Linked DNA regions of Homo sapiens: region 2 is linked to region 1. The links are chromatin loops, found by intact Hi-C in ENCODE. Cell type or tissue: A673. All regions are shown on one strand. Each heading gives the region's core, and the rest is flanking DNA. Links, peaks and the distances in the headings are about the cores only.

Region 1 (15,242 bases), core at 2,560-10,559:
GTGCTGGAGAGGATGTGGAGAAATAGGAACACTTTTACACTGTTGGTGGGACTGTAAACTAGTTCAACCATTGTGGAAGACAGTGTGGTGATTCCTCAAGGATCTAGAACTAGAAATACCATTTGACCCAGCCATCCCATTACTGGGTATATACCCAAAGGATTATAAATCATGCTGCTATAAAGACACATGCACACGTATGTTTATTGCGGCACTATTCACAAGAGCAAAGACTTGGAACCAACCCAAAGGTCCATTAATGATAGACTGGATTAAGAAAATGTGGCACATATACACCATGGAATACTATGCAGCCATAAAAAATGATGAGTTTGTGTCCTTTGTAGGGACATGGATGAAGCTGGAAACCATCATTCTCAGCAATCTATCACAAGCACAGAAAACCAAACACCGCATGTTCTCACTCATAGGTGGGAACTGAACAATGAGAACACTTGGACACAGGAAGGGCTTGTCGTGGGGTGGGGGAAGTGGGGAGGGATAGCATTAGGAGATATACCTAATATAAATGACAAGTTAATGGGTGCAGCACACCAACATGGCACATGTATACGTATGTAACAAAACTGCACATTGTACACATGTACCCTAAAACTTAAAGTATAATATAAATAAATAAATAAATAATAAAAAGGTATCAGAGAGCACCCCTAGCTTCAGGCAGAGTTGGAGAGAGAAAAAGGGAAGAGAAGAAGAGAAGGGAAAGACAGGAGGGGAGAGGGAGGCAGACTGACACAGAGCCACGAAAACTACAGAAATAAGACCAAAAAAAAAAAAAAGGCAGAGAAAGGGGAAAAAAGAGATTGATTTAGGGTCACAGTTACCCCCACAAAAGCCCATGTGCCTCATAACATCAATAAACTTTATTATTTATTTATTTATTTATTTATTTATTTATTTATTTATTTATTTTGAGACAGGGTCTCACTCTGATGCCCGAGGCTGGAGTACAGTGGCATGATCACAGTTCACTGCAGTCTCGACCTTGCAGGCTCAGGATCCCCCCACTTCAGCCTCCTGAGTAACTAGAACTACAGACGTGCACCACCACATCCAGGTAATTTTTTGTGTTTTTTGTAGAGACAGGGTTTTGCCATGTTGCCCAGGCTGGTCTCAAACTCCTGAGCTCAAGCAATCTGCCCATCTTGGCCTCCCAAAGTGCTGGATTACAGGCGTGAGCCACTGCACCTGGCCAGTGAATTTTAATATTAAAAGTAATGTGGCTCTTATCACCATTTGCATAACAGCCCTAAAAGAAAGTGCATACAGCATTCTAAGCAGCACACCAAGAACCCATCATTGCTGTTTCATCTCTCCACCCACCACCTCCATGAAATTCCTGAAGCAAGGGGACGGTCAAGAGCCCCCAACCACCCGCAGAAATATCAGGAGCTAGAAGTACCAGATCAAGAGTAAAAGGGTTGGTAGGCTTATACTCCACAGGGCTGGAGGATCACATTGCGAGGAGATTCACACCCAAGAGCCTATCTCAAGAGCAAAAACTACAGGAGAAACAGTTGAAGGAACTGGTGACATTTAGCCTGGAGAAGAAAGGATGGTCTTGAGGACTTCACTAGCAGGTGGACTGCTAGACCCCTTTCAGCATCAACGTGCTCTGATTCTATAAAGAGTTTGAAGAGTTTCCATGTGAAAGAAATACCAAAGTTATTTTTGTGTGGGTCCCCATGGATAAATTAGGAGAAATGGGAGAAATTCACATGGAGACAGACTTCAATCTGATGAAAGGAAGAAGCTTTAAACACAGCAAGATGTTCCAGAATAGAATTGATTACACTGTCACTGAAGGAATGTATTGAACGGATTCCTACAGTGGGCAGGAAGGAGGCTTAGGTAGTATCTCAGATACTTTCCAATTCTGAGCCTCTGAGTAGCAGGTAAACAGGAACACTGAGGGATCCAGTGAAACCTGATCAAGCCACACAAGTGTCAGCTCTGAAAATTGTATTACAAAAACAGAAAACCGTGTTCACTTACATTGATCTCCCCTCCCAACAGATTCATTTAATGAGAGAAAACAGCTTATCAGTGGTGGTGGTGGTGGTGGTGGTTATACCCCAGAATGAGGGCAGGCTGGCCAGAAGACTTTCCTGCCACTGCACACAACATCACACAGAATGCCAGAACACCAGGCATGGTGAACAGATGTTTCAGAGATAAACAAGGGAAATTTTCCTAAAAACTTATGATTGGCACATCACAATGCTAAATGCTAATTTCTTGGTGGAGAGGTTATGTGGGTCACCCCTGTTCTGCCTCATGAATTTGTTTTTCTGGCCAAGGGAGTCTTCCAGGATGGTAACACTAATCCACAGGAGCTATTGTGTCCAAGTACCTCTGAGAACTGAGGCAGCGTGGACTAGGGCTGGAGAACACAGGGATGGAGTGACTACCTGGGCAAAGCCTGCTCTCCTGACTGGTAGCTGTGTGGCTTAAAGTGAGTAACTTAACCTCTCTGTGGTTAAAGTTTCCTCCTCTTTAAAGTAGAGAAAAAATGGTATTTGCCTCATTTTGAGGATTAAACACTTAGAGCATGTATGATACTTGTTTTTAGTGTAAAACACTTACAGGAGGCCCTAGCACTTAGGAAGTCCCACATTTATATTATTATCATAATAATATAATTTTGTAAGGAAGTATGATGGAGGGGGGAAGCCCTGCACTTTGAAATGAGTTAGAGTTGGATTCAAATCCTGTGCATGCACCAAGGATTTGCATCAACAATGGTAAAAATAGCCAGGCATGGTAGCACACTCCTGTAATCCCAGCACTCTGAGGCTGAGGCAGGAGGACAGCTTAAGCCCAGGAGTTCAAGACCAGCCTGGGCAACATAACAAGACCCTCATCCCTAAAAAACAAATAGTGTATAAAAAAGGCCAAAATACCTCCCCCGCAGAGTTGGAGTGAGAAATTAAATAACATTTATTTATGTGCCTAGTTCTGTACCTGGCGTATAGTAGTTGTTCAAGAAATACTAGCTCCTTTTTCCTCTTCCCCGGTAACAGTGTTTCATCAACGTGCTAGGTCACTGTGCTAAGAGGTAGGGATACAAATATGAAGGAGGTGTAGTCCCTGTCTGCAAACGGGTCATAGTCCAGCAGAAAGGCTTGGACACAAACAATGATAAGGGCTATCCTAGAGGTATCAATCTTCCAAGGTATGCTGGGATCATAGGAAAAACATGACCCAAGTTTGTCTGGGAGAATCAAGGAAACCTTGACCTAGGAGGCAATGCATAAGCTGTGATTTGAAGAAAGAACAGAATTTCACTGGGCTGGTCAAAGAACTGGTCAGAGAAGAGGGTGGGAGTATTTCAAGTTGCATAGAGAATGTGCTGCATACATGTGCCATAAAGAGAGCCATCAATCATTGCTTGGAGTCACTAGCTGCCCGTGTGTCTTTCTCTAGATTTCTGTGTCAAGGCCCCTTGAGGCCTAAGCAGGATACCCCTCCTCTCCCTGAAAGAGCTACCATCTGGAGAATTCACAGGAAATCCCATGGCAGAGAAGACAGTTGGTCAATCAAAAGTAGCACATGTACATTTCAAGGGGGAAATAGCTAGGAAAGAGCAAGCCCACAACAGCTGAACACATCAGAAACCCAAAATGTTTTAAAGGCTTTTATAAAATAGAGCTTCATGCCACTCCAGATTTATGATGCTGGAAGATGGCACATGCTTGTCCTGGTTGCTTCATCAGTAACTGCACTGAGGTCACTAGGTCACCCCACCTTGGCCAAGACACGGGTCACTGTGGCATTTCCAGGACCCTTGAGACCAGGCTGGGAGCACTGGAGTATGAGCCTTTGGTAGAGGCCCCAGTACAGCAGGCAGCTTCAGAACCCTCCCCTCAAAGCCAGCAACAGACATCTTCAAGCAACCAAACCCAAAGCAAACTGTCATCAATGCCCAACTGCAATAGCTTTTTCCCCAGATGAGTGAGAAGGGTTTCCAGGTGTGTGTGTGTTGTGTATATGTATGTGTGTTGTGTGTATGTATGTATGCAGTATGCATTGGGTATATATGCATTTAAGTGTATATGTTGGTATACATGTATGTTCATGTATATGTGTGTTGTATGTGTAGTGTGTGTGTGTGTTTGTGTATATGTGTGCTTGTACATGTGTGACTGTGTGGATGTATGTATGTGGGTGAGTGGGAAATGAGGGGCTCAGAGGTCCTCTTCTCCAGAGACCAGATGCAGGGAGTCATCACGCTGTAAGGGTGCCCTCAGGTCAGTGGGGAGGGAAAGCCCATCCCAGCACTGCTTCTCTCCTGCTTGGAAACCCACAGCTCATTCAACAGATCTGGCCAAATTGCCCCTAATTCATCATTACAAAGACGGTAAAACTCCTCTCCACACCCAAATCTCTGCTTCCCCAAGCCTCCTCTCCCCAAAGGATACACACGTTGGTCCTTCTTCCACTGGAGCATCCTCCCACCCTTGGAGTCCCTTCACACTGCCTCCACCACCAAATTCTACTCTCCGGATAATGTCTGGAAAACCCCTTTATCTCATGGAGTAATGGGGCTCCAAGTGTTCCCTGTCCCAGCAAGGGGAATGGGAAAGATGGAGTCTCCTGTCCCTGGAAGTCCTACTCCCCCTTCCCACCCTCTTGGAGAGCTGTGCTTGGCAGACTGGGCCAGGGCTGAGCAGTAGGCACTTCCAGGGAAGGGGCTGGGACACACATGGGATGTCCCTAAGAGGCTGAGGGGAGGATTGTCGCACTGAGCCTACCCTGCTCGCAATGCCTCAACACACATACTCATTACATACAACACATGCACATACACACACACACAAAACACACCAACCACACACCACATCTAGAAACCCTGATATCCATCCACACATCAACACATGCATTTCAAACCCAGGACTCACTAAGTGCACACATACACACACGGAACATACACGTCACCATAGACACTACATCCTGCATGCACCACACTCTAATGGCCACAGCACGCCACCCGCAGACATGCTCACATTCAAGAGTTTCACAGAAATGCCCATTCACACATACACAATGCACATCCTACGCACACCCAATACTTGGCACCACACTCGCAATCGTGTTCAAATGCCCACACTACACAGCAACTCGCTCTCTCTACAGCCCATCTCACACCCTCAGGAGTCCTCTCACCCCTGTCTACACTGGGGCCACATCAGCACAATGGTTATACTACTTATCTCTCCCACAAGCCCATACACCTGAGCACATCTGTACAGCGCATCCCCATCCCGCTCCCCACCACACCCCACCCCCGCACCCGGCCGACTCCAGCAAGAGGCTTCCCGCTCGGTGTGCAGCGGCCACAGTGGCCAGGAATTAAAATGCAGCGAGGAGGAGCCGGGCGCGTCAGCACCGCGTCTCCAGGAGCGCACGGCGCTCACGGCCGCCGCCGCCCCGCCCGCCCGGAGCCGCGGGGCCAGCGAGCTGAGGAGCAGGTGCTCGGAGCCCAGCCGCGCCAGCGTCGCGCGGCCGCTGCCCAAGTTCGCCTGGGGCCCAAAGAGGGTTCTCCCGGGCAACCGGGGAAGGAGCTTAGCCGGCGTCACGGCCACCGCGAGCTCGGAGTCTCGAGAGGAGAAGGGCGCGCGGAGCAGCGAGTCCGGGTCACCCCCGGGAGGTGTTGGCGGGTCCCCGCAGTCCCCAGCTCTTGTCGCCGCGGGGGCAGAGAGAAGACGCGAGAGACAGCAAGGCTGGGCTTTTCTGGAGACGCGAGGCACCTGGGAGAGCCGAGGCGAGAAGCGACACTTCCCTGCGGCTAGCATCCTTGAAGGACCCCGGCGGCGAACAGCCTCCCGCAGGACGCCCTGAGAAGCTCTCAGCCCCAGGCGAGAGCGGGCGCCTGGCAGGACTTAGGCGCAGGACTTGGGGAAGCCTAAGCAGGTCTCTGCCGAGCGCAGCCCAGGGAGCAGTAACAAGGAAGGGTCCTGGAGGGGAAGGGAAAGAAGGCGGCAGCCGGCAAGGCGACCACTCACCCCCGTACACACCCACCCCGCCCGCCCAGCCAGGAGCCGCGGTGCGCCTCTGGGGGCGCTCGTTCCTTGGCGCCTTCTCTCCCGTGTCCCAGCACCGCTGGGCTACGGGCCGGGCTGGTGGGGTCCCTGGGGATGTCCAGATCAGGCATGGTGGCCGAGTGGCCCTTCTCCCAGGACCAGCGTAAAAGCTGGGGTTAGGCGGGGCAGGGGGGACTCGGCTCAGGGTCCCCCGAGGTCCAGGACGAGGGAAGGCGGGCGCAGCACCCAGGGACTGGAGAGGCGGCTCCCAGTGGGACCCCTCCAGAAGTAGTGCCGGGCGCCGGGCATCCTCCAGGAAGACCAGGGGCCGGGAAAGCCTGGGAGGCGCTCGGGAGAGGCCACTGCCAGGGGCTGCGGGCTGAGGCGGCGCTCAGCCCCGGGCGGGCGCCCGCGGAGGCGGCAGCGGCGGCGCCGGGCGGGCATGCCGCGCCACCGGAGCTCCTTTCGGGCGCACGCTTCCCTGGCGCGGGCTGCGCGCGGCTGCCGCTGCTGCTGCTTCCACTGCTGCTGCGGACTCCCATGGCGGCTCCGCCCGGCCGGGGCCGCCGCCGCTGCCGCCAGCCGCGGGCTGAATGAATGAGCCGGATTGGCGGAGCCGGGCTGCCCGCAGCCGCGCTCACCGGCCCGGGACGCTTCCGCATGGCCCGCGAGGAGCCGGCGCCCGCGGCGTTGGCGGCTGCCGGGCAGCCCGGGGGCGGCAGAGGCGGCGAGCGGGCGCTGCAGGGGCCAGGGGTCGCCCGCAGGGGGCGGCCATCGCTGAGCCGCGCTAAACTGCACGGGCTGCGGCACATGTGTGCCGGGCGCACGGCGGCTGGGGGCTCCTTCCAGCGGCGGGCGCTGTGGGTGCTGGCCTTCTGTACATCCTTCGGCTTGCTGCTGTCCTGGTCCTCGAACCGCTTGCTCTACTGGCTCAGCTTCCCGTCACACACGCGGGTGCACCGCGAGTGGAGCCGCCAGTTACCCTTCCCCGCCGTCACTGTGTGCAACAACAACCCGCTGCGCTTCCCGCGCCTCTCCAAGGGGGACCTCTACTATGCCGGCCACTGGCTCGGGCTGCTGCTGCCCAACCGCACCGCGCGCCCGCTTGTCAGCGAGCTGCTGCGGGGCGACGAGCCGCGCCGCCAGTGGTTCCGCAAGCTGGCGGACTTCCGCCTCTTCCTGCCTCCGCGCCACTTCGAGGGAATCAGCGCCGCCTTCATGGACCGCCTGGGCCACCAGCTGGAGGACATGCTGCTCTCCTGCAAGTACCGCGGCGAGCTCTGCGGGCCGCACAACTTCTCCTCCGTGAGTTGCCCTCCGCGCGAACCCGCTCCCTCTGCGCCCCACTCCCCGGCAGTCAGGAGGCCTGGTGTTCCGCCCCCTCGGGGCTGTCCCCAGGCCTCTTGCAGTGTTACCACTCCACGATGCCAAGGCAGAACCCATTCTTGGGTCCCCTGAGTCTTCTCCTGCAGGTTGTGGGAACTTGGACTTAACTGTAGGAGGAGTCGCCTCCCACCAGTGGGAGCTCCCCTGTCCCAGCCCCTCCTTCCAGTGTCAGCCCCCAAAGCCCTCATTCTACTCCTTATGGTCCCGTCTGTGAATATTAGTCAGCCTCCTTCTTCCCGACCTCAACTCCAGGCCCTCAGGACTCCAAGAAACTGCTCTGTGTTTGGAGTGTAGATCTCTTAAGTGCGGACTTCTTGTCTTTGGGAAAACCAATAGACGGCTCTTAAAAAAAAAAAAAAAAAAAAGGAAGCGCTTGAAAAATGGATCATCAGGGGAATCACGCAGAGTCCCTAAGCAGGCCTACGATCCGAAGCAGCTTATGTCTTCAAAGTTCCCAAACACTTAGAATCTAGGAGAACTTGTGAGGAAACTCCCAGAAAACCAACACTGAAGCTGTAGACAGTTTGGTGGGAGAGGCAGCAGCATGCTTTGGCTACTTTTTCAAAATGCAGGAGTCTTGAGCATCCAGCGGAACTGAGCAGTGGTGCGCCAGGGTTGGGCCCTTCACCTGGCCTCCGTCCCCCATAAAATGTAAGTGTGGGTCTTCTGGTCTGGAGGATTGCTCCGGAGTTGAGAAAGCATCCTAGCAGGCATGTGGATGCAAACAGCCGCGGCCAGGAGAAGCTGTGCTTAGGGTTTGTAAACCATTTGCTGTGCCGGTTCCCCCACGCTGTGGGTCTGGATAACGCAGCTGTTGGACAGAAGGTATCTGCCTTGTGCAGTCTGCCTTGGAGGAGTTCTGGTGCCAGGCCCCAGCATGATGCATGCCTGTCCAGCCATTCGTGTGTAAATGTCCCTTAGGTGGGTTTGGGCTTTTCCACTAGTGCAGGGAAGGTTGGTGTGTGTGTTTATTGGTAGTGCTATGATGGTGATTTTACCAGATCTGATTCATCACTCCTGAGATCCTCATTTCTGACAAAGCTTTTTTTGGGATGGTAAAGAGATGCCACGGTTCCAACAAGTGTTGGCATGATGCCGGTCAGACCAGGTCTCTCATTGGCTGATTGGATTATTCCTTGTCTAGGAAGGCAATCCTGGCTTCAATCTTGTCCTGCTGGCTTTGCTTTAAGCTTGTATATTTAGTAGCCCTGAATTATCCACTCCGAAAACATTCCTTATTTCCTGAGATTTTCAGCTGGCTTTTAAAGAATATCTACCTGATGGCTCCCTGCTTTGGCAAGTAGGAGATGCTGTTAACATATGCTTCTAAGTGATTTCTTCCAGGACTCCAAGCACAATTCTGAGTTCCACGAAGCTGAAGGAATGAGGGCAGCGATCTCTTGTTGTTTATTGTTTTTTTTGCTGATCACTAATTAGCAGCCTCAAGAGTTAGATTAAAGTTCAAGGTTACATCCAAGTAGCAACAGGCCCTCGCTCCTGCTCCAAGTTTTACAGCATGGCCCATCAAATGTAATTCTGAAAATCTGACTATTGCTTTGCAAAGTGTGTGGAATTGCATTCTAACAGCCACTATGCACTTTTGATACTCACCGCAGCCCTGCGTTAATGAGTTTTATTCCCATTTTTAAAATAAGAAAAATGAAGCTCTAAAAAGCTGTCCAATGCTCAGAGCCAGCAAGTTCAAAGTCCAACTTTGCATACCACTAATTGCATTACACAGAAACCACAGGTACCCTTCCTCTCTGACCTTGGGCCTCTCTTCTCTCAGAGGACTTACACAGGACTCTTGCCCTCTCCCCCACCTCTACTCCTAGGAATCCTGTCCCTCCTAGGAGCTGGGAGAGTGGAAAGTGGAGCCACCCCATGTGGCCCAGGTCATCAGAGTCTTGGCAACATGTCCCTGTGGCATGCAGAGGACACAGTCCCTTCAGGAGCCACCTGACTTCAACCTCTGCAGCAGGCATGGCCATGAGTTGTGTGGGTCAATTGTTAGGGAGTTGAAGACAGTAAGGTCCTTCCCACTGGGGCACACCCTTCTCTTACCTCCCTGTACTCTGAGTCCCTGCGTTTGAAGAGTTTGCAGGCACACACACATCCAAGCAAAAGTATTACCTCCATTCCCCAAAGGTATGTGTTCCTGGAGACTCAGGTGACCCCTAGTGGCTTCCTATCATGGCCCAGTCCTGGGAGTATCCAGCCCCTTAAAGTTGCATGCTGTAGGTTTTTCCAAGGACCTCAGAATTAAAGGCTTCACCCCTCTGTCTGTAGAAGCCAGAAGCTATTTCAGGGAGCCCCAAATATACAGCAGGCCTGTCAGGAATATTTTCCTCTAACCACACTGCCTTGTCTCTAGCCTTTGTCATCTTTGATGGAGTGGCACCAAAGTGTAGTGGCTGAGAACATGAACTCTCAAGCTGCACTGACTGGGCTCAAATTCTGAGTCTACCACTTACCATGTGCCCTTGGGCAAGTGACTTAATCTCTCTATTCTTGAGTTTCCTAAATCATCTAATGGAGATAACAATACTGTATACACCATATTAGTTGTGTGTGTGTGTGTGTGTGTGTGTGTGTGTGTGTGTGTGTGTGTCAGAGAGAGCTCTGAAAACTCTGCTGAGCTCCTATAGAAATGCTTCCTTTCAATCACATCAGCCTCCTAACTGGTCTTTTGGCCTCAAGCTCTGTCCCAGCCAACACCCTGCATCCCATTGTCTGCTTTACAGCCAGAGTAGTCTCTAAAGCACTGCTCAAAGCACATGGTTTCCCTTCTTCAAACCTTTCAGTGGTTCAGCTGTCCTCAGATTAAGACCTGAGCTCCTCAGACCCTCCACCTGGTCCTGCTTTATTTCTTGCCACACCCTCCCTCATACCATATACTCAAGGTCTACAGAACAGCTCCCAACAGCTGAATCCCTGCTCCTCAAGCCCCTCTGCTTGGTTTGGTTTCCGCTGCTGCTGTAACTCCCCTTTCATGCTGCTTTGTCTGCCTGGGGGACACCTGCCTGCTCAACAGGCAGCTCTGGGGTTTCTCCTGCTTTGGAGCCTTTCCTGACCACCTGCTGCATCTATGCCACATCACCAAACAACTGATGCCTTCCCCTTCTTGCCCCTCTTCCACCCTGTTTAGATGTCAATCCTCACACAGGCACATGTCATCACACCTGTTAGACTGTGCCTGTCTCCCCCTCCAGACCAGAGTAGGAATCATATCTGATGTACTTGCTGCCTCCGGCACCCAACAGACAGCTTGACAAGTAGTGACAGGAAAGGACTGGGGAATGCATACCTCCATCAGGTACCCCCAACATTCCCTGTTGTCTTGTGTAGCCTGCAACAAGGCTCCTGGCTTAATTCCTCTAGAGAACACCAGTGAAATGTATTTCAGTGAGAACCAGGCCACTTCTGGGCATTTATTCCTTTTGGGAACAGAGAAGGGAAAGTAGAAAACAAGATGCCAAGCACTCCCCAGACACCTGTGCTCCCCAATCCTAAGAGGACTAGAGCAACAGGTGAGAGATGGAGTTCTAGAGGAGGCCTTTGGGGGGAAGTGCCAGCTGTCCCTAAGTCCCATTTCAGCCAGTTAGTCCCATGGTCTGGAAAGAAACCTGGCAGGGGAGGGGGGTGTCTGTTGGGTCTTATCCTCTAGGCCCACTCGAGATGTGTTTAGTTGCAGCTCCTCTCTTTGTTGCAGCTGTGCAAGAGTTAATCTCTCAGCAGTCAGATAAAGCAGCTTGGCTTCTGAATGCCTGTGTTGTTTCCCTGGCATCAGCTGTGGACTTGAGCTCTGCACACTCTGGCCCTTCTGGGGTTTCCTGGGCCAGAAGAAGGGAGCCTTCCCAGTAATTGGGTGGGATGCAAAACAGTGAGGCAGAGCTATCTGAGCACTGGGGCTTTGGAAGAAGAACCAGGGGGTTGGAACAGAAACCAACAGAGGCCAATCTGAGGTCCTCTGCAGGAACAAGGAGCAATGGCTCTCTCTCTGGCAGATGGCATGGTTCAGGGGAGAGTGCCAGGCAGACCTCAGCGTGGGTCTTTGGTGCTGCCATTTCCTAGCTCTGTGCCTTGGACAGACACTTTGCTCCATGAGCCTCTGGTAATAATTCCTGCCTCGGAGATCTGAGGTGAAGATAACATATGAGCAATAACTGGCACATGCCTGGACAGCAGTAGGTGCTCAATATTCAAGAGCCATTATCATAATGTGGATAAAGTGCTCAGCTCAGTGTCTTGACATCTGATGGTAGCAGTTGCTATTCATATTTACTATAGTATTCATAGTATTCATAGTTACTATTCATAATTACTATTCATATAATTATCATATCATATTATGACCACTTACCTGAGTAGAGATATATGCTCATTTTCTCATTTTCCAGTTCATTCATTCAATCGACCAATGTCTCTTGAAGGTCAACTATATACTAAGTTTCTGTACTAGCTGCTGGGGGGTATAAAATTAAATAAGGCTTGGTACATGCCCTTTGGGAGCTCTCAGTGATGTTGAGGACAGAGGTGTGTGAATAGATACCAGGAGCGTACAGAGGTGCTGTGTGGGCTCCAAGGATCAGACTGGGGATCTTCGATGGTTTATTGGAGGAGGTGGTATCTCAGCTAAATCTTGAAGGATAAGTAGAAGCTCCAAAGTAGAAAAGGAGAGAAAGAGGACTTCAGGGTGAGAGGACAGGAGTCCATTGCAAGAGTTCAGAGACATGAAATAATGAGATTGAACACATGCATTCTAGGCCCCGCGCCTAGTTCAGGGTGGCTGGAGGGAGGGACTGGATGTGCTGAGATGGGAGCTGGGCTGAGGGGTGACGATGCAATTATGTAGTGGGTGCCTGGAGACCAAACTAAAGTTTTTGAACTTTGCAGCAAAACTCTGACTTCTTTCACTACTGGTTGTTAGACTGTGGAGAGAGACCTCATCTGTGTCCCAAACACCCCAGCTGCCACCCTGTTCCTAACTCTATGAGAAGCCACTCCTCCCTGCACCCTTCACTATTGCCCAACCCCCTCTGCAAGAGTTAACCTTGAGTTCAGATTTTGGACCACTCATATGTACTGAAAGCGAAGAAAACAGCATTTAGTTTCATCACATTTTGTCACATCAGACAAGCTGGCTGCTACTTGCCAGGACAGAAAGCAAGAAATCATTTCAGCAACATATTGTTTAAAATCAGCTAACTCTGTTGAAATGGCACTAGGCCAGGCAGTCCAGTAGTTGGGAGGATGGATAGCTTTAGGGAATCAAGAAAGATACTTTTGTCTTTAGAGAAAGAGGAATAAATAAGCTAATACATGTGAGGTGCTTAGACCCATTCCTGGCCCTAAGTAAGCACTCAGGAAATGTGAGCTATTTCCATTATTATGACTTGCGGTGAGAATTTTGAGTGAAGGACAAAGGCAAATAGCATTGGGCAGCTGTGATGTGCCAGACTCTGGCTGGGCATGTTTCATGTCATCTCAATTCTGTGCAATAACCCTGGAAGACTGTGTGAAAATCTACATTTTATAAATGGGTGAACTGCAGTGCTGGGAGCATCTGTAATCCACCTAAAGTCACAGACTCAGCAGGTGACAAAGCTTGGGTTTGAACCCAAGTCCTCCTGACTGCAAAGGTACATGCACGTTCTGCAGCTGCATGAGGAAGGAGTCCATCAGTAGGAGGCAGGGTGTGTCCTGGGAAGTCCAGCCCAACCTCAGCTTTGCCCTGGCTAGTTGAGTGACTTTGGTTTCAGGATTCTCCTGTTTAATATGAGGGCATGAGCCAAATGATCAACGGGATTTAGCTGAAAAGTTCTGTATTCAAGTGGGCAGTCAGGGGAATGGAGAGCTCAAATAGTGCAGATGGCGTGAGTTTTTCAGCCAACCATTTCTTTTCTTTGCAGAGCTGAAACAGTAATTAAGGGGGGAAATGTACAAGTTATTGAAGTGCTAGAGACAGGATGGTGATTAAATAGACATTTATACAAGGAACATGAAAAGACCTCCACCAGTTATTTGACTTCGGGGAAATTAGTTTAGGGAATCAAATGTAAACTCCACTCAGGTCTGCAGATATCCAAAATGACCAACATCAGGATGATTCTGATAGTGGCTATTTTGGGGCCACTTTGGCCAGTCACGAAGGCATCAATCAAATGTCTGCCCAATGGAGAAGGGCTGGAGAAATAGCCAGGACATTTGCTTCGCGGGTCGGTTGCCTTCATTCTCCTAAGTGATTTGCTTGGATGAACTACTCAGAAATTGAGTAAATTTCATTGACTCAATTGGATGTCAATTGGAGTCAATGCACATTAAGCACCTACTGTGTGCCAGGCACTGAGTCACCAAGATGACCATAAGTCTGATCTGTTTCTGGTAAATAGGCTTGCAACAGTCAATGTGCCTCATCGGAGTGACTGAGTCTAAAAGGAGCTTCCTGATATACAGGGAGTGGGGCTGGAATGAAACAGCCTAGGATTTGTATTGGGTACCTGTTACATAAACAGTCACATTCAATTTTAACAGCATGAATGAGTGTCATGGAACCCTGCTTACAGATGAGAAAGCCGAGGCTCAAGGAGGTACAAAGCCATGCATCTGGGAAGTAGTAGAGTCACGATTCAACGAAAGATCAGTCCAGCTTCAAAGCCCATGTTCTTTCCTATGGCTCCATTCTGCCAACACTCAGAGATGCTGATAAGAACAAATCCTTTCATAGAGGGTACCACTCACAATCTTCCAAGCCTTGAAGTTTTTTTCACTGCAAGTTGCTGTAGGCTTTGGAGAGTCATCCTGGGTTCCAAGACCTGCAACCCTGAGAAGGAAAGACGGTTCGTAAGAGGACAAGATCAGTAATGAATTTGCATCCTCCTCTGCCCTCAGACAAACAGAAGAGAAGTAGATCTATGGAGGAGAATCTGCCTAGGAGTTGTGAAAAAAAGTTTTAATTGTGCCACAACCTCAACTAAATCACTATTTTCATTCTTTCAAGGACACTGGTAACTTGAAGTCCTGCATGAGGAAATGGTGCCAAACTGAGTTCCAGCTCGGGCCTGTGCTAACAAATAGATGACTCACTCATAATTGGAACATGAATTGTTGGTAAAACAAATAGAGGCTGCTAACGTACTCAGGAAGTTTGTTCTGAGCATGTCAAATATCTCCCCTGACACCATTGTTTATACTATTAATTTGCCTTGTAAATTGTTTCCTCCGATTCCACACACGTTTATTGAGCTCCTTCTTTCTGCCAGACACTTTTACATTCATTATTTTATTTCAGCTAACAACAGAGCAGACAAAAACGTATTCTTTTGTCCCTGATACCAAAAAGAAAACTGAGGCACTGTGTGGTTCCGTACCTTGGTCAAGGTCACAGAAGCCCTGACTTAGGGTTCCAAAGTCAACGCACTGCATCACAATTGTTCCCACAAAAAGATCTTGGTGCAGCTTTGGCCAGACAAACCTGCATTTGTAATCAGCAGAAGCTTAATTTATTATACCTGGATAGGATGTGATAATGTACGTTGCTATCTCTGCAGCAATGGAGGATGCTGATTACACTCTATTGCCTGCCTAACTCCAGAGGTAGGAGTGACTTGCCTGAGGTCACTCAGCACAGGAATACAAGAAGAGCCAGCATTTGAATTAAGGTCTCTTAAGGCCCCATATACCTTTGCTTCCTCCAGCACCTCTGTTGCTGGTCAGTGTCGGTTTGAGATTTCACCTGCCCTGGAAGATGTTCTTAGGGAAAAAGTGATGGGCTTGTGAGTACTTTGCAGAAAAGAACTGGTACTAAACTGT
Region 2 (15,242 bases), core at 3,473-11,472, 150 kb after region 1:
TAAGTCTGCTTTTTTTGCAGTTTTTACCATCCACTTTATGTGTTCTAAAATATTTAAATTTTCACAGGTTTCTACAATGATAAAAATAATAGCACTCCTGCCATCTACCCTATTCTTGTCATATTGTCCAGTTTACCTAGCCTTACCCAGACTTGATAGTTATTAAGTTCTTACTTCAGATGTGGAATAAAAATAAGCAAGCACATTTTCCAAGTAGGGGAGTATAGTTCTTTAGAAGATATCAAGGAGCAAAATGGAAACAGCAGCAGTGAAAAATAGAATTACTCAGTTTGACCCGTTGATTGACATTAGCACAGGAAAGTGGCTCAGGTTGGGTTTGCTATGAGCTGATTTCCCCCCTGAGAATGACTGAAGTAATAAGAGCTCCCAAGCAGATAGCCCCAGGCCTCTGGCATTTATCATGTAACTTCTAGGTCCTTCCAAATGCATCCTCCTCCTTCTCTCCTTCTGGCCTAGGCCTCGGCTGTTCTTTGCAAACCAGCCAGCTGAAAGCCAAGGTCGAGCAGATGAGGACACAGGTGTGATGCTGTCTTCTGCCGGCACAGAGGTCTCCGAGCTCCAGAGGCATGAGCTGGGCACAGATCTTTCTGCCTGATCTCCACAGGATGCTCTTGTCTTAGCTCAGTTCAGGCTGTTTGGCTGTGAGCAAACTAGGAGTTTGGTTTCTAAGAAATATGATCTGAGTGTTACCTATTCAGATTCCAGAGCCAACCTGTTTCCTAGTTTTTGATAGTAGGAAGTTGAGTCAGAGCCAGGTGCCCTCTGGGAGGACCTAGAGAATAGGTCCGCAGCCAGCCAAGTGGGCTTCAAACCCCACTCTGCCACCTTGATTCTGGGATGTGGGCTACCTTCCTAACCCCTCCGAGGGTCAATTTCCTCATCTGTAACATGGACAGGTAAGTTGCTGTGAAGACTGAATGAGAGAAGATGCTTTCCAAGCCCCAAAGCTAGAGCCTAGTACCCAGTGGTATTCATTTAGTTGCTCATTCATTCAACTGTCCTGTGGGTGGTAGCTTTTCCCCCTTTCCTCATTCTGCTGACTTCCAGGGATTCGTCATTGACTCTGAGGAGGCGGGAAGTTGAGCTTCCTGTTCTCATCTCTGTCATGAAATATAGCACCTGCCTGGGGCCATTGAAGAATATTTCTGAGACTAAATTAGAATCTGCTCAAGTGACTAAGATAGCGGGTGCTAAGAGCAGGAAATGTTTTGAAGACACTATTCATTCTGAACACTTTTGCCTCCACCTGGCCATGGATCTCCACTGGCCATGTCTCTGGGTCGGCTGTGGCGGGAGGGTGAGGGAGCTCCACTAAGCATGGCTTCTTGCTGCTCAGGGCACAATTCCTGTGCCCTGTGCCCTTGCCACCAATTCTTTCAGCAAGTCATCAAGAGGAGAAAGCCTCCTGCATAGACAGGTTGACTATTTGGTCATGGGGCGAAAGGAGTAACCAGCATTTTTAAGCACCTATTCTTCCAGGTACTTGATTATCATGTCATTGAATTCTCCCAACATCTTCAAGAGTTAAGGATTATTCCCTCATTTTCATAGATGAAGAAATTGAGATTCAAAAAAAGTTAAAATAAATCACGTATTGTCAGAAATACGGAAATAGGTAAGGAATTTGAAACAAAGGCTATTTAATGTTGGAAATATCTTATGCATGTGTTAGAAGTCTGAAAAAGCCAAAAGAGAGCAGTGAGGTAACCTGGAGATTAATCTCTGCAGGAAGCCATTGCCACCCTCTAGGGCTGGGCAAGGAAAGGGAAGAAATGGTGTTACTACGATCTAGTCGGGAGGTGATGCCAGGCAGTTGCTAAAGAGATTATGGCATGTAGCCCAATAGTTGCTCAGACCGCAGGCAGGGATGGCAGCCCAGAGGACGAGGTGCATGGCAACGCTGGTGCTGCAGTGGTGCCAAGAATGCCAAAAGAAACTGGAGTCTAGGACCATCAATGTCCCCTGATGCCAGAAGGGTGCAGACCTGAGCTGGAAGCTGGTAGAGGCTGCCTTCCCCAGTCCACCCAGGCCTGCCAGTCTCCTGGGAAGAGGGAACCAGAAAATATAGTTTGCAGAGTCCTGGCCCCACCATCAAAGAAGAACATAGAAGGGTTTGAAGCTGAGAGACTATGTATAAATAGCAACCCCATATATTGAGTAAGAAGGGAACTGAAATGCAACTCCAGTCTACCTCCTGGAGGAGAGTAAGCACTCACGTGGCACCTGCTCTGCACCAGGCCTTGTACTAGCTCTAGGAATGCAGAGCTGAATAGGAGACAACCTTGATTGTCATGGAGCTTCCAGGCCAATGAAAATGAAGGAGCAATGACTCAGATCGGATTCATCCACTACTTGTCTGATTTCCATAGTATCTTCAGGAGAGTGAGTTTTCTGGAAGGGTAGGGGTCTAGGTACATGTCCTAAAGTCATGATAGATACCCATATAGTGGGTGTCCCAGCTCCCCAACCCTCATGAGCTCTGGGCTCAGTGCACACCACACCTTCTCCTCTGGTTATGTCAAGTTTCTCCCCCAGGCTGCTTCTTGTGGGCCCAGAGGTTTTCCACCTTGGAATTATGCATCGGTCACCCTAGGCAGCCCTACATTTTCTTCCTAAAAACACAGGGTATTAAACCCCTACTATTTAAATTAGGACTCTCTCACTTACACATAAGAGAAATCTAATTCTAACTGGCTTGGGTAAAGGGAGGAGTTTATTGGAAGAATGCTAGGGTATCTCACAGGGTTCAAGTGCTGTTGAGCTCTTGGAAGACTTGGAAGCAGGATGGAGTGCTGTAGGGACTCCACTTTTGCTTTTACTGCTCACAAGCACCCAACTCCTTCCCATCCCCTTCTCTTCCCTATCCCACCCGCTCTCTCTCTTTCTCCCCCACTCTTGTTCTTTCCCTCTCTCACCATGGGCCCCCTCTTCTGCCCTCATTGCACAGGGACAAGACAGGGCCAGCCATATTCCTGATATTACTGTACATTCCATGTTCCCAAAAAGAAACTGAGCAGTCTCTAAACCTGTTTTTTTGTTTTTGTTTTTGTTTTTCGTTTTTTTTTTTGTTTGTTTGTTTTTTAATTCCAGAAAAGTAACTGATTGGCCCAGCTTGGATGAGGTGCCCACCCCGGACCAATCACATGGCTCAGGAAAGTAGGGTCTTATAATATGACTATTGCCCAGGGGGAGTTGGTTCCCAGAAAATGGAAGCCTTTCCTAGAAAGAGAAGGGTTGGGCATCAAGTGGGACCATATTATACCAGACCATGTTTACTACACTGAATGATGCACCACACTGCATTTAATCTTTCTCCTATTGTTGGACATTTCTTATTGCAACTTTTTTAAAGATTGTAGATAATGCTTCAGTACATTCCTTTATGCATACATCTTTTCCATGGCTAAGATTGTTTTCTTCAATTACATTTCCAGATGTGGAATACTAGCTTAGGGTTGGATTTTTTGTTTTATGGGGGTTTTTTTGGAAAAATTGGATTATCCAAATGCCAATACTGATTTTACTATCGTTGCTATGGAAACTATTTTTTCTGTTGCTAGGCAGTTGGTAAAAGATTCGGTAGTATAGACTAGTAAAAAGACATAGACTGTCTGTAGAGACCAACAGTCAGGAGTTAACTCAGTTGTTAACTGGCTCTGTGACCTTGGGCTGCTTGTTTGGCCATTCTGACAATTTTCTATTCTTCCCAAAATGGGGTTAATAATAGCTTTTCTAACTGGGTTATTTGAAGGATTAGGGATAATATATGAGAAACAAAAGCAACTCTCATGGTACCTGGCACATAGTAGGTGTTCAATAAATTGCACTTTTAAAACTACATGTGAAATGCTTTAAAGGGTGTAATAATTACTTTTCATCATGAGATTAATACTATTGAAAATGAGCAATTCCTAGCTCCCTAGAATGCAAAAGACTTTAGCACACCTCAAGTCCAACCTATATTTGTCCCTAAATGTGGTCCACCTGAGATATCTACATGTCAAGATATCTACATTTCACCTGAAGCTAGCATCCATGATCTAAGAAAGACTCAGCGGTCTAAGCAACCTACCTACACTGCTATCTCAATTATTGACTAGCATCAGGTAGCATGCTGGCAGGCTTTGGAGTCACATGCAACAGGTAGAACCAATCACATCCTTCTTTGGGTCACCCTGGGACCCATGTTTTCTTCTCGCAGCTCATCACTAAGCCCTTATTGAGCTTTTTGGTTTATATGTGGAAGAAGGTAGGGAAACATCCATGATTCAGTGTTCTGGAAGACACTCAGCCCTAGCCTTCAGGACCATGGACAGTGACCAACCCTTTCATCTGGCCACACCAACCACTCAAGGAAATTTACCATCTACGGGATACATATAGAGGGTGGTCACCACATCTAGAAACATTGACAAATACATAATAAATAGCTTATTGCTGGTATGTTCAGACACATGATAAAATAATACCTATATTTCCAGTGAGGCCCAAAGGAGAAGGCAGTCAGTTCTACCTGAGTAGAGGGTGTGGTCATGGAACTGAGTCTGAAAAGTTAAGTGGACTAGTGAGGGACTTAACATTCCAGCCAAGAGAACCATATGCCCCAGAGCCCCATACCAGCCTCACTTGTTCTTTGTGCTTTCTGTGCTCTGTCTTCTTCAGAGAGAGAGAACCTGCTCTGCATTGCTGAGGACCCCTGGCTGGGTGTGCATTGACCTGCTATGAGTTCAAATTCTCAGAGCAAGAGTCTAATCCTTTATAAAAGAATACAGCTATCCTTTGAAGACAGAGAAGGGATCTATAAATGTTCAGAAGCAGCTGGGTGATAAGAGTGGATTCGCCTCTGCATGGTGAATCTTACCTCTCTACTACCTCTTTTATCACAACCAAATACTCTGGGCAGAAATGCTACTTCTCAACACCATAAAGAGTCCAGTTAATGAGCTGGGTGTCTCAAACATCTGAGCACATCCTCTCAAAGCTCACTTTTGAGTCCTTACTTTATTTCATTACCTTCCCCATTCCCAAGATAAACCTTGCCATTCGTTTATTTATTAATTCATTTAATTACTATGTATGGAGCTCTCAGAATGTGCCAAGCACTGTGCAGAGTGCTGAAAAAGCAACAGAGAACAAACTCCTGGTCTTTGCTCTTGAGGGGTTTGTAGTCTAATGGAGAAGACAGATATTTATAAAATAATCTTACACACATAAATATATGCCAATAGGGTCTGCAAACATAGATACGATTTCATTTTGTAACAAATTGAAGATGTCCTTATTGCTATTTTGTACATTCACCTAAGTTTTCAGACTTCATGGACACCCTGTATAGTTACAGATGGTGTTTTTAAGAAAGCACAAGTCACTAATGACTGAGGTTTCATGAGGGTAAGAGGTTCACGCATGGAAACATGATGAGTTAACAGCAGAGCTGGGAGAAGCTCAGGTCAACCTCCTACTCAAGCTCTTGACCTAGAGCTCAGAGTATAAATTAATGGACAAGAGTTGAAGCCCATGTAATGGGAATTATATCTGCTGGGAGCTACCGCCATCCCTCTAGGAACCCCTTCTTCTCACCCTGGAATCAGCTCTTCCCTCTCTGTCCTTTGTCTTCTGGGAAGCCTTACAACACCAAAGTGTTTGGGTCAAACCCACAGTCACAGTTCTGATACTAACCTGTCACCGGGTGTAGCTTAAATCACAAGTGTTTGCTCTGTGCTTGAAGGAATGGAGGCCACTGAGTGAGCATTTAGTGGGACATTTTATGCCGCTTTTCCTTGCCAGGAAAACCTACTCCTCCTTCCTCTCCCCAGTTTTCCCCCTGAGCAGAATATAAATCATTTTAACTATCTTTATTTAAAACCCAACAACCTGTAAAAGAAAGCTGGTTGCCTTCTGCTTTTTTACTGCTTACAAAGCAAGGGGCAGAGCCCTCAGGGCTGCAGGAGCCTAGAGGCTGGGAGAAAGGGATGCTCTAGATACTTTCTGGGACAAAGATCACAAGCAGCCTTCACCCTTGGGGAGGAGTCCTTCAATCTGGTGATGGAGATATGGCCCTGCCCAAGAAACCTAATCTGATGGCTGCCATAAGAGGACTCACTCTCTGATGCGAGAGACACAGCTCTGTCCTTGGAAAGCCCCTAGTCCAATGAGGGAGACAGGCGACTCTCTTTCTTTGCAAATGAAAAGCTGCAACTCAGAGCCCCCAGAGCTCTGCAGGAGCCCACTGTGTTGCTCTGCTCAGGCTTAGCTGCCCCATCCAGGGCAAAGGCTGTGCTCATGCTGTGTCCATGTCTTGTGGTTCTGTCTTGTGGTTCTGCCTTGTGGCCCGGATGGAATGTGCCCCAGGGGAGCCCCATTCACTGAGGCAGCCCTGGCTGGGCTTAACAGCTAGTCCAGCATGCTTTTAATAATGCATGTCTCACAGAGCAGCTTATTTAACTTTAATAGTCCTGCACAGGGAGCCGTGGGTCTCTTTCAGGACAAGGCTTGGGCTCTGGGGAATTCAGCAAAAGTCTTACACTTGCTGCCAGGCTTCCCAAATCAGGTCCCCTGTGGGTTTCAGTCCAAACACACCATGTGACGTGACACCCACCTTAAACAAACACAGCAGGTCTCTGGCCCCTTGGGTGGAGGAAATAGCTTTTCATGGGCTTGTACAATGTGGCAGCTACTTTATGTATATATATTTCCTGCAATGCTAACCACAGCCTTGAGATAATTGCTGTAATTCCCATCATAGAAAGGAGAACAATGAAGACTCAGGGAGTCAGGCAATTTACCCAAAGTCACATGGATAATCAGTAGCAGAGCTGGGGTTCAAATACTGGTCTAATTCCAAAGCTCCTGCTTTTTCCACTACACCATGTTGCTTCTCCGATGTACTCAAAAATTATCCCAGCACTGGGGAGTGGAGAGAAGCTGCCCATACACTAGGCACAAATCAAGTCTTCAGAGCATGTGCAGTGGGTCCAAGCAGCCAAAGGGAGAGGTGGGAACACAATCTGGGAGTGCCAGCTACCATCACAATAACCAGAGAGCCTTAGACTTCGGGACTCACCTGAGAAGCTTATTTAAAGCCCAGATTCCTGGGCCTTATTATCAGAGAGTCTGGTTCAGTAGCTCTGGGCCAGGCCCAGGAATCTGTATCTTCTTACTATCCCCAGGTAGTGCTGATGCAGCTGGCCCCCAGAAGACATTTGAAAAAACACCCAAATAATCCCTTCTGTATAGCACATTCTCCTTTACGAATCCATGTACAACCCCGGCAGGTAGATGGGGCAAAACGTGTTAGTCCCATTTTAGGGAAGACTGAGTTTCTGTACCGTGAAGGGACTAGCATTAGAACACAATAGCTAATGGCAGGACCCAGGCTGACACTCATTTCTTCCTGCCTCCTAGTTCTGCACTTATCCAAGCTTGCAATCTTGTCTCTCCGGGGAAAGAAGGGAGGGGAAGTATACAGGTACTCTTCAAGGCATGGCCCATGATAGGGGTGTCTGGGAGTGAGTCTTTGAAACCAGGGGCCCAGTCTGAGAGACCAGCAGGAGGGGACATGCTGCTGCAGGGAATGAAGGGGACTTTGGCAGCATCAGCAACAAACCAGCAGAGAGCAAGGCTGAGAGCCAGGGGAACCCCAGTAGCCCAGATAAGAGATGTTGGGGGCCTGGCCAAGGTGGTCACTGAAGTGTGGGACAACATCAAGGAAAGGGTTGTGGGGGGCTGTGCCCAAAACAGTGTTGCCCACAACAGTCACCAATTATTGGATAAGCAAAAAGGGGATCATATTTAGCAAATTCTGGACACAGAATGGACTGAAAGATTTTTCCAAGAAAATTTACTTTGGGCTTCAGAGAAAGAATAGATCTGGGGAAGGGACTGGAAACAGCTCCATCCTCACCATGTTTCACTCCAGTCAGAAGAGGGGGCTGGCCTCAGGTTGAGAGTTTAGGGAGGTAAGTCCAAGAGAGATAACAGGTAGGCAGGAAAGAGTCTGTCCCCAGCATATAAACTAACAGTCCCAAGGTCAGGGAGAGGTGACATTGCTGGCAGCCCTGGAATCCAGGGCAAAGATGATGGAAGAAGGCAAGAGCTTTGAGGAGACTCTGACAGTCAAAAGCCATGGATGGTGAGAGCTGGAAGGAGGTTTAGGGATTGTCCAGCCCTGCCCTCCCACTTTACAATTGAGGAAAATGAGGCCCAGACATGAGAAGTGCCCCACCTAAGGCCACATGCCAGGGTACTGAATTCCAGGACTTCTGATCCCCAGGCTGGCACTACTTCCAACCCAACCCAGGGCCTTTCTCTAACCACTTCTACCATCCCACTAAATACTATGTGATCCTGGACTTGGAGACAGAAAAGGCAGCCAGTTAAAATATGCATTTTTTTAAAATGTCAATTCAAGATAGTATATTAACATAATCCCCAGATGGAGGCATTAGCATTTGTGCTCCTCACATTGCCTGGAAAAACTTGCTGGCATGTCTAAAAATCAAAAATATTATTACTACCTGAGGTGGCAGGGAGCCCTCCGAGGAATATGAAGAAGTAAGAGGAAAGGTGAAGGGAGGGCTTCGGTGCCACCGCTGATGGCAGGAAGGTGGGGCAGGAAGGGGCTGGAGCAAAGGGATGTTGCTTGGATTATTTCCTCATCAAAAAATCCACGGGCAATGGTCAAATTCTTGGCAGGAAGAAGTGTACTAGTCAAGGACTTCCGAGTGAAGGTCTCAATAGTGAGCAAGGGATGTGTGTTCTGATTCATGCCCTGCTCTTAAATTGCTGGGTGTAATCTCTGGGGAAGTCCTTTCACCTCTCTAGTCCTCAATTTTCCTTGTACTTAAATGTTAGATAATTTAAAGGTTAAATAATCCTCAGGGTTCCTGTGCTTCTAGCTCTGATGTTCTCTGTGCAGCCTGACATGGCTCCCTTGAGACACCATGACAACTCCTGAAGCAGTGGCTCATGGAAGGGACATTTGACATAGGCTCTCCCACCTTAGCCCATCCATTGCTTGTTGCTGGCACTTTGTATCTAAAGCTTAACTCTGACTTTCCAGTCTCAATCTTGGCTTTTCCAGCAAGAATTCTGGCTTTCCTGGTGCCAGACCTCTTGAATAACCACCTCCCAGGACCCTCTGTCCCCCAAACTGCTGGATTCCTCTGCCCTACTGTGAGCCACAGACCCTATTCCATAAGGTACATCAAGTGACAGATGTTTTAAAGGTCACCGGAAATCCAAGTTAGAAGAGAGATGGTTTGTGTTCACCCCTCCCACTGCAGCAATCCACTCCCACTGTAGCAATCCACACAGCCTGTCTTTTAGGCTAAAAGGCAGTGGGAAAGATTACAATTTGAAAAATAGATTAGGGCTCATCTGTGGAGGGATTTTGTACATTTGGAGAACAAGTCAGGTGAGGAACTTGCAGCAGATGCTTTCAGTGCTCTGTCCCATATCACCTCCATGTACTCTATTCCTGCTGTCAGGCACTTCCTGAGAATAGTGACTTTCTGCCCAAGAACATCTGCCAGCCATGGAAACACTCTGGGTGTAAGCACTGAGCAGGCCAAAACTCCTGGGATGGCAACACTCCAAGAGTAGCTCTCAACCAACAATAAATAGGAATGAGCCCAGCTTCCTCCCCAACCCTGCAGTGTGGTTTTCACCATCTCTCAGAGGTCCCCTGCAGGGCTAAGCCCCAGTCATCCATAGCAGGAACTGGCTCCAAATATATGCTATATTGGTTGTCTTCCCTTCCCCACCTCATTTCTGCACTCCTTTCCTAGGTCTTCCTGAAGTCACCTTCAAATGTACCATTGCCCTTAAATTCTAGCCCCTGGAGGGATCCAATCTCAGACAGAAGTGGTGTATGCTCTGCCACCCACTTGGAGATTCACAATGCACATTGGCATAATAAAGCCTCTGATAAGTTCTGTAAGAAATAAACATCTTTAACCCTAGCTAGCCCAGCGTTTTCTAACCTATTAGACCACAGCATCTTGTTTTCTTCCTTTAAGCATCTCATAGAAGTAGTATTTTGGGGACAATACTTAGCAAAATGCTATGCAAGGAATCAGATGTGAGTGGAGTCAAAGCTTCCTTTAGAAAGGCCCAGCAGCAGGCGGCTGTCCCGTGTAGGAACAATAACTGTTAGAAATGTTAGCTACGTTCCACTTCTGTATGGGTGCTTTAGAACAGGACTGTCATAGCAGTCCTGTGATGGTAGATAGAGACAGGATTATTACACTTTCTTTACAAATGAGGAAACTGAGGCTCAGAGAGATTAAGAAACTTGCCCAAGGTTGTACAGCTGGTAAAGGCAGGTTTGGGACTCCTAACTCCACATCCCTTTTTGCAATGAATTTCCTATTTAGCAGCAGGACTGGGAATAGAATCCATGTGCTGTTACCCTAGTCCAGACTTTCTCCATCTATCCCAACAATGAGGGTCAGCCCTAGCCTCCTGAGGGTTCCGTGGGTGAGCAATGGTCATATGAGCTCAAGGGGAAATGAAAGGAAAGTGGAGAAGCCATGGGTTATGCATACTCTTTAAGTATTTTGCCCCTTCTTCAGACTCAGATACCACTGACAACTTTAATTCTTTCTTCTCATCTTTCCCCAACTCACACACACACAAATCACATCACTTTAGCTATCACTGGTTTGCAAGGGCTTCCAGAAGAAGTTTTCCACGACATGGGTCAGCTGGGTTCAGCTTACACAAAACACATGCACACAGAAGAGACTTGATTCATGCACATACATTCATAGATATCCAAGCATGTATGCACTCAGATATTCAAGCATGCATGTGCATACCTGTGTTCATATAACATTCTATACACTTTATTGTCATTACTTGTTTTATTGTGTGTATTTTTCTAGACCTCTGGACCGTATAACCCATAAGTGTAAGAGCTGAAACCTTCTCTATCTTGAGAACACCAGAGGCAAGCACAGTGTCTGGTGCTCAGTAAATATGTGTGGAATAAATGGATGAATCAACACACAAATGTGCAAATTGCACTTTTATATATAGCAAACAATAGTGCACACAGACACATCCACACCCCCAGTACATGTATGCAAACACACGTGCACACGGGAACACATGCACAAGCACACAGATTCCCTATGCTCTATCAGAGCCCAAGGTCAGGACATGAACATTACGCCCACTGACATGAATCTCTTGGATGGGATCCAGAGAGCCCCCAGCAGCCATTACTTTGCTACCCGTCTATCTGCCCCATTTATAGTTGAAATAAAATGTGTCACGGCTGCCTCACTGGAGACCAATGTAGACATGGAGGGAAATGGAGAAATATTGGCCCAGCTTGCATTCCAGCTCACTGGCTTGGAGGAGCTTAAGGCATAAATGAGTTTGGACTTAATTGACTTTTTTATTGGGCTTTAATTCACTAGTACTTTTCCAAAGGCTGACTCCAACAGGCAGAGGCAGGGTTGAGCAGTCTCTAGGATTGCCAGCCCCCCTTGCCTCTCCCCCTGCTCCCTTAGACCCGTTCTAAACCCCTTCTCTACACAGGGCCTCCCTTGTCAACATGGTGACATGAGGAAGTCAGTGTCGGAGCCTGTCTCCTCCTGCCTGGCTCCATCTTTGCCCCTTCCCAACCTCTTGTCATACCTCTCATTCCATTCAATACAGTAACATTGATTGAGAGTTCGCTACATGCCCTCACAGGGCAGTGGGATACAGAGATGAACAAGAGCAAATTTTTGCCCTCTGGGAGCCTGGAGTCAAATGGAGAGATGGACACATAAATTCCACCCTATAATAGATACCAAAAATTAATCCGGGAACAAGACCCAGAGAGGCAGAGTAAGGCACAGTGATTCAAGTAAGGCTGCCCAGATGGGATGCTTCCACTTCCTCTTGAAGAGGGGAAAGTATTTTCTAGGCAGGGTATTCCTGGAAAGGGTATTCCAGGCAGGCAGAAGAGCAGTGGCAAAGGCATGGAGGGATGAGACAGCGGGGCATGTTCCGGGCACTTTCCTGAGGTCCTGGGCAGCTGGGGTGGAAGAAGGATGAGCAGGACGTTCATGAGGGCAGCAGGGCTAAGCGGAATGAACTTCATCCTGGAAGTCAGAAAACCCACATTCCAGTCCCATTTTACCACTTATTAGCATATGACTGGGCAAGTCACCTTTCTTCTCCGAGTCACAGTGTCTTCATCTATAATGTGAAGAGTTTGAACTCACTGAGCTCAAAGACCCCCTCTCACCTCCAGGGCCTTCTCATCTTTCTTGTGGTAATATTTCTCTGCTATCCTAAGTCTCTGACTTAGTTGATGCTGGTTTGAGTTTCTCTGAAGGAAGCCAGCCACAGAAAGCCCAGTACAGAACTTATTAGAGTCTGAGAATGCCAGTCTTGTGGAGCAACCTTTGGGGCAGGGGCTATGATGGAGTTCCCCTTCTCAGAGCTCTGCTCCTGACACCACAAGCCATGGGAGCCCTCCCCAGCCAAGTGGGAGAGCAAGGCCAGCCCGGGGACAACCCAGGTTGAGGGCTCTCTACTCAGGCAGGACAACCAGTGCTGCGTTTCAATGCTTACCATCCAGAATTATCCAGGCTCTGGAAGTGTTTGAAAGGATGAGCTTCAGCAAGCTGGGAAACTTTCTTGTTTTGCCATATAAATGAAACATGACTGAAAGTAAGAACAGGCTCTGAGGAACTTTAAATCCTCACACAAATATAAATAACTCCTTTTTAGTATAAGGGGACTACATCCCAGTTTGCCCGGGACAGTGTCAGGTTTTGCCTCCCATCTGGCATAATACTGAGTGGGCTCCTTGCTTTCACTCTCCAAAGTGTCCTCCTTGGGGCAATCAATGTTGCCATCCCTCTGCTCTGTAAGCTTTTGGAGGGCAGGTATTACAGCAGGGGAGCAGAGAGCACTGGTGAAAAGGAACGGGCTTTGGTAGCACACTGACCTCGGTGTGAATCCCAGCTCTACCTTGGACAACTGACTTAACCTTTCTGAGCTTGGCTTTCTTATATGTAAAATGGGGATGGTAACATCTGCCACACCAAGTCACTTAGAGAAATAAACAAGGTTTTGCACTTGCATATGTAATATTACTTGCTCAATATCTTCCCCCTCACCTTCTGTGTCTTTGGCCTCTCCATAACCCTCAGTGCTGGGCATGTAGGAGATTGGATGTTGAGTGCATGAGTGAAGGAGTCCCTCAATCAAGCACAGAGGCAGAAGCTGCGGTCCTTTCTCTGCACCTCAGACTCTGTTCTGTCAAGTGAGCTGAGGCATAATTCCCAGACTGTCTTTTGTGGGTTGACGATTTGATCCCTTTTCCTGTGCCCTCCACCGCTAAGCCTTCACAAAGTCCTTGCATTGATGTCTCTCTGCCCTTCTTCTCTTTTACTTTTAACCTCCATTCAGCTTGTCATTTCCTCTATCCTTTTGATGGTAGTGATGGGGCAGGGTAGAAGGAGGAGGGACAGTGTTCATCATCACTCCAATGCCTCACCCGGGAGATCACCACGGACCTACCTTGCCGCTGCATTTCATAACTTCCCTATTTCTTGAACTGCCTCATGGCAGCAGTGTCATAAGTTTGGAGTCACACAGACTTAAAGTTTACAGATCTAAGATCGAATCCTTTGGGATAATCATTTGTTTATGGTAGAATATCTTGTAACTTCTGAGAGTCTAAGTTTCCCATCCCTAAAATAGGCATAATAACATGTAAGGCAACTCTGGGGATTACATACATAACTGCATAAGCTGTCTGGCCTAACATCTGGCCTTTACCCAGCCTTCAGTTCCCCATAATCTGGCTCAATCCACCTTTACCATCTTCAGTCCACCTTTCCCATCCCATCCAGTACTTCCTCCACAGCCTCCCCTGCAATTCCGCCAGCACGCTCACTGCTCCCAGAGCACCCCTCGCATTCACTCAAGCCCTGCCTCTGCGCCTCTGCCAACGCTGTGCCCTCTGCTCATGCTGTGCCCTCTTCCCTTCCCCACCTTTGGTGTCCTGAAATGCTCCTTCTCCATCAAACCTCACTGAAAATCTCACCTCTTCCATGAGCCTTTTCTGATCGCTCAGGTGAGAGCTGATCGCTCAGCCCAACTCTGTCTCTCCCCGTGTTTAACTGATTCCTCCATTTACCATGCATTTCTTTCTGCTGTTGTTTATTGTAGCCGTTTGCTTACACACTTTACCCTCAGAAGAGACTATACAATCCTTGAGGGTAGAAACCATTTATTGTTCATCTGTCTATATAAACGACCTCAAAAACTTTGAGAAACAAGGTAGGACATGAGCAAGTAAAATTAAAATTCAGCTCATGATTTCTAGTTCCATCCCCAGAATGGACTGAGCCAACACAAAGTTATCTCCCACTCCATGCACATAGAAAAGCAGGACGTAACAATTTTTAAAATTTTGAAGGCAGAGCCAAGCTCTACAAAAAGGGAAACTCCAAGGGCCAGACATGAGACAGCCCTGGAACCAAGATGCCTGCATAAAGCCAGGACCCAGGAATAGCTGCCTTTTCATTAAACTGGTCTGGAAAACTTCACCTACCTACCCAGGAAATTGGACTCTACCAGAGGCTCTAGGTCGCAAGTGTGCATGAGCGCACATGCATCTGTATGTACGTGCATGCATGTGTGTGAGTCTGTGTGTGTGTGCTCTGTGCTTGGTTCACATAAAATGCCCTGAATGCCTACTGTGTGCAGACCTTGAACTGGACACGGGGGACCTGAAAACAACTGGCCCCCAGCCACCTCACTCTGCTTGAATGTTAGAATGTGTGTTCCAGGAGGACAGGGACCCTTGGGGACCTACTCACTGCCATTCTAAACACTTAACCGGTTTTATTTCTTAACATCATGACAGCCTTTGTAAGATGGAGGGTAATACCAGGAAGAACTGAAGCAAGGGAAATTCACTAACTACCCAGTTTGGGGGCAGAACCATCATTCAAAGACAGGCGATTTGGCTCACATTGCATAAGTTTAAATGTTACAGTACATAACCTTGAGCCACATAGTATGTGTGCCAAAATATTTGTTGAATGAAAACCTGAATAGGTGGCTGGAAGGAGGTCACAGAGCATTTCAGAAAGCTGTGGCCCAGGTCAGGCTAGGCAGACCCAGTGCAGGTAGCATTGATGGTGCCCAGCATCCAGGCCAGCTCTCCATAAAGGGAACCCATTTTAAATAAAATGAACTCCCCT

Evidence for each region. Hi-C counts contacts between places; a loop is a spot of excess contacts. Peaks named below come from ENCODE experiments on the same cell type or tissue, not always from the same donor. Only the 100,000 strongest peaks of a DNase experiment are listed, where the experiment ranks them.
Region 2: a loop joins it to region 1, with 4 times the contacts of the local background. A loop is called at or near these places in 3 of 110 quality-filtered maps.

Annotation. Positions count from the first base shown.
Region 1 is chr17:33,283,515-33,298,756 of GRCh38, reverse strand. It overlaps ASIC2 (acid sensing ion channel subunit 2), which reads left to right and starts at 5,462. Exons shown (of 10, transcript NM_183377.2): 1 at 5,462-7,349. The coding sequence starts at 6,642. RefSeq lists a silencer at 6,265-6,435. In A673, for the core only: CTCF peaks have their summits at 5,188, 5,892 and 6,095; DNase peaks (open chromatin) are centred at 5,376, 6,076 and 7,426; H3K4me3 peaks cover 5,078 bases; H3K27ac peaks cover 3,806 bases.
Region 2 is chr17:33,132,004-33,147,245 of GRCh38, reverse strand. The region is part of intron 1 of ASIC2 (acid sensing ion channel subunit 2); the gene reads left to right. The region is part of intron 2 of ASIC2-AS2 (ASIC2 antisense RNA 2); the gene reads right to left. Among named protein-coding and RNA genes, the nearest start is that of ASIC2-AS2, 28 kb to the right of the region's middle. In A673, for the core only: no CTCF peak of the experiment used is centred there; DNase peaks (open chromatin) are centred at 6,585 and 9,645; H3K27ac peaks cover 5,306 bases.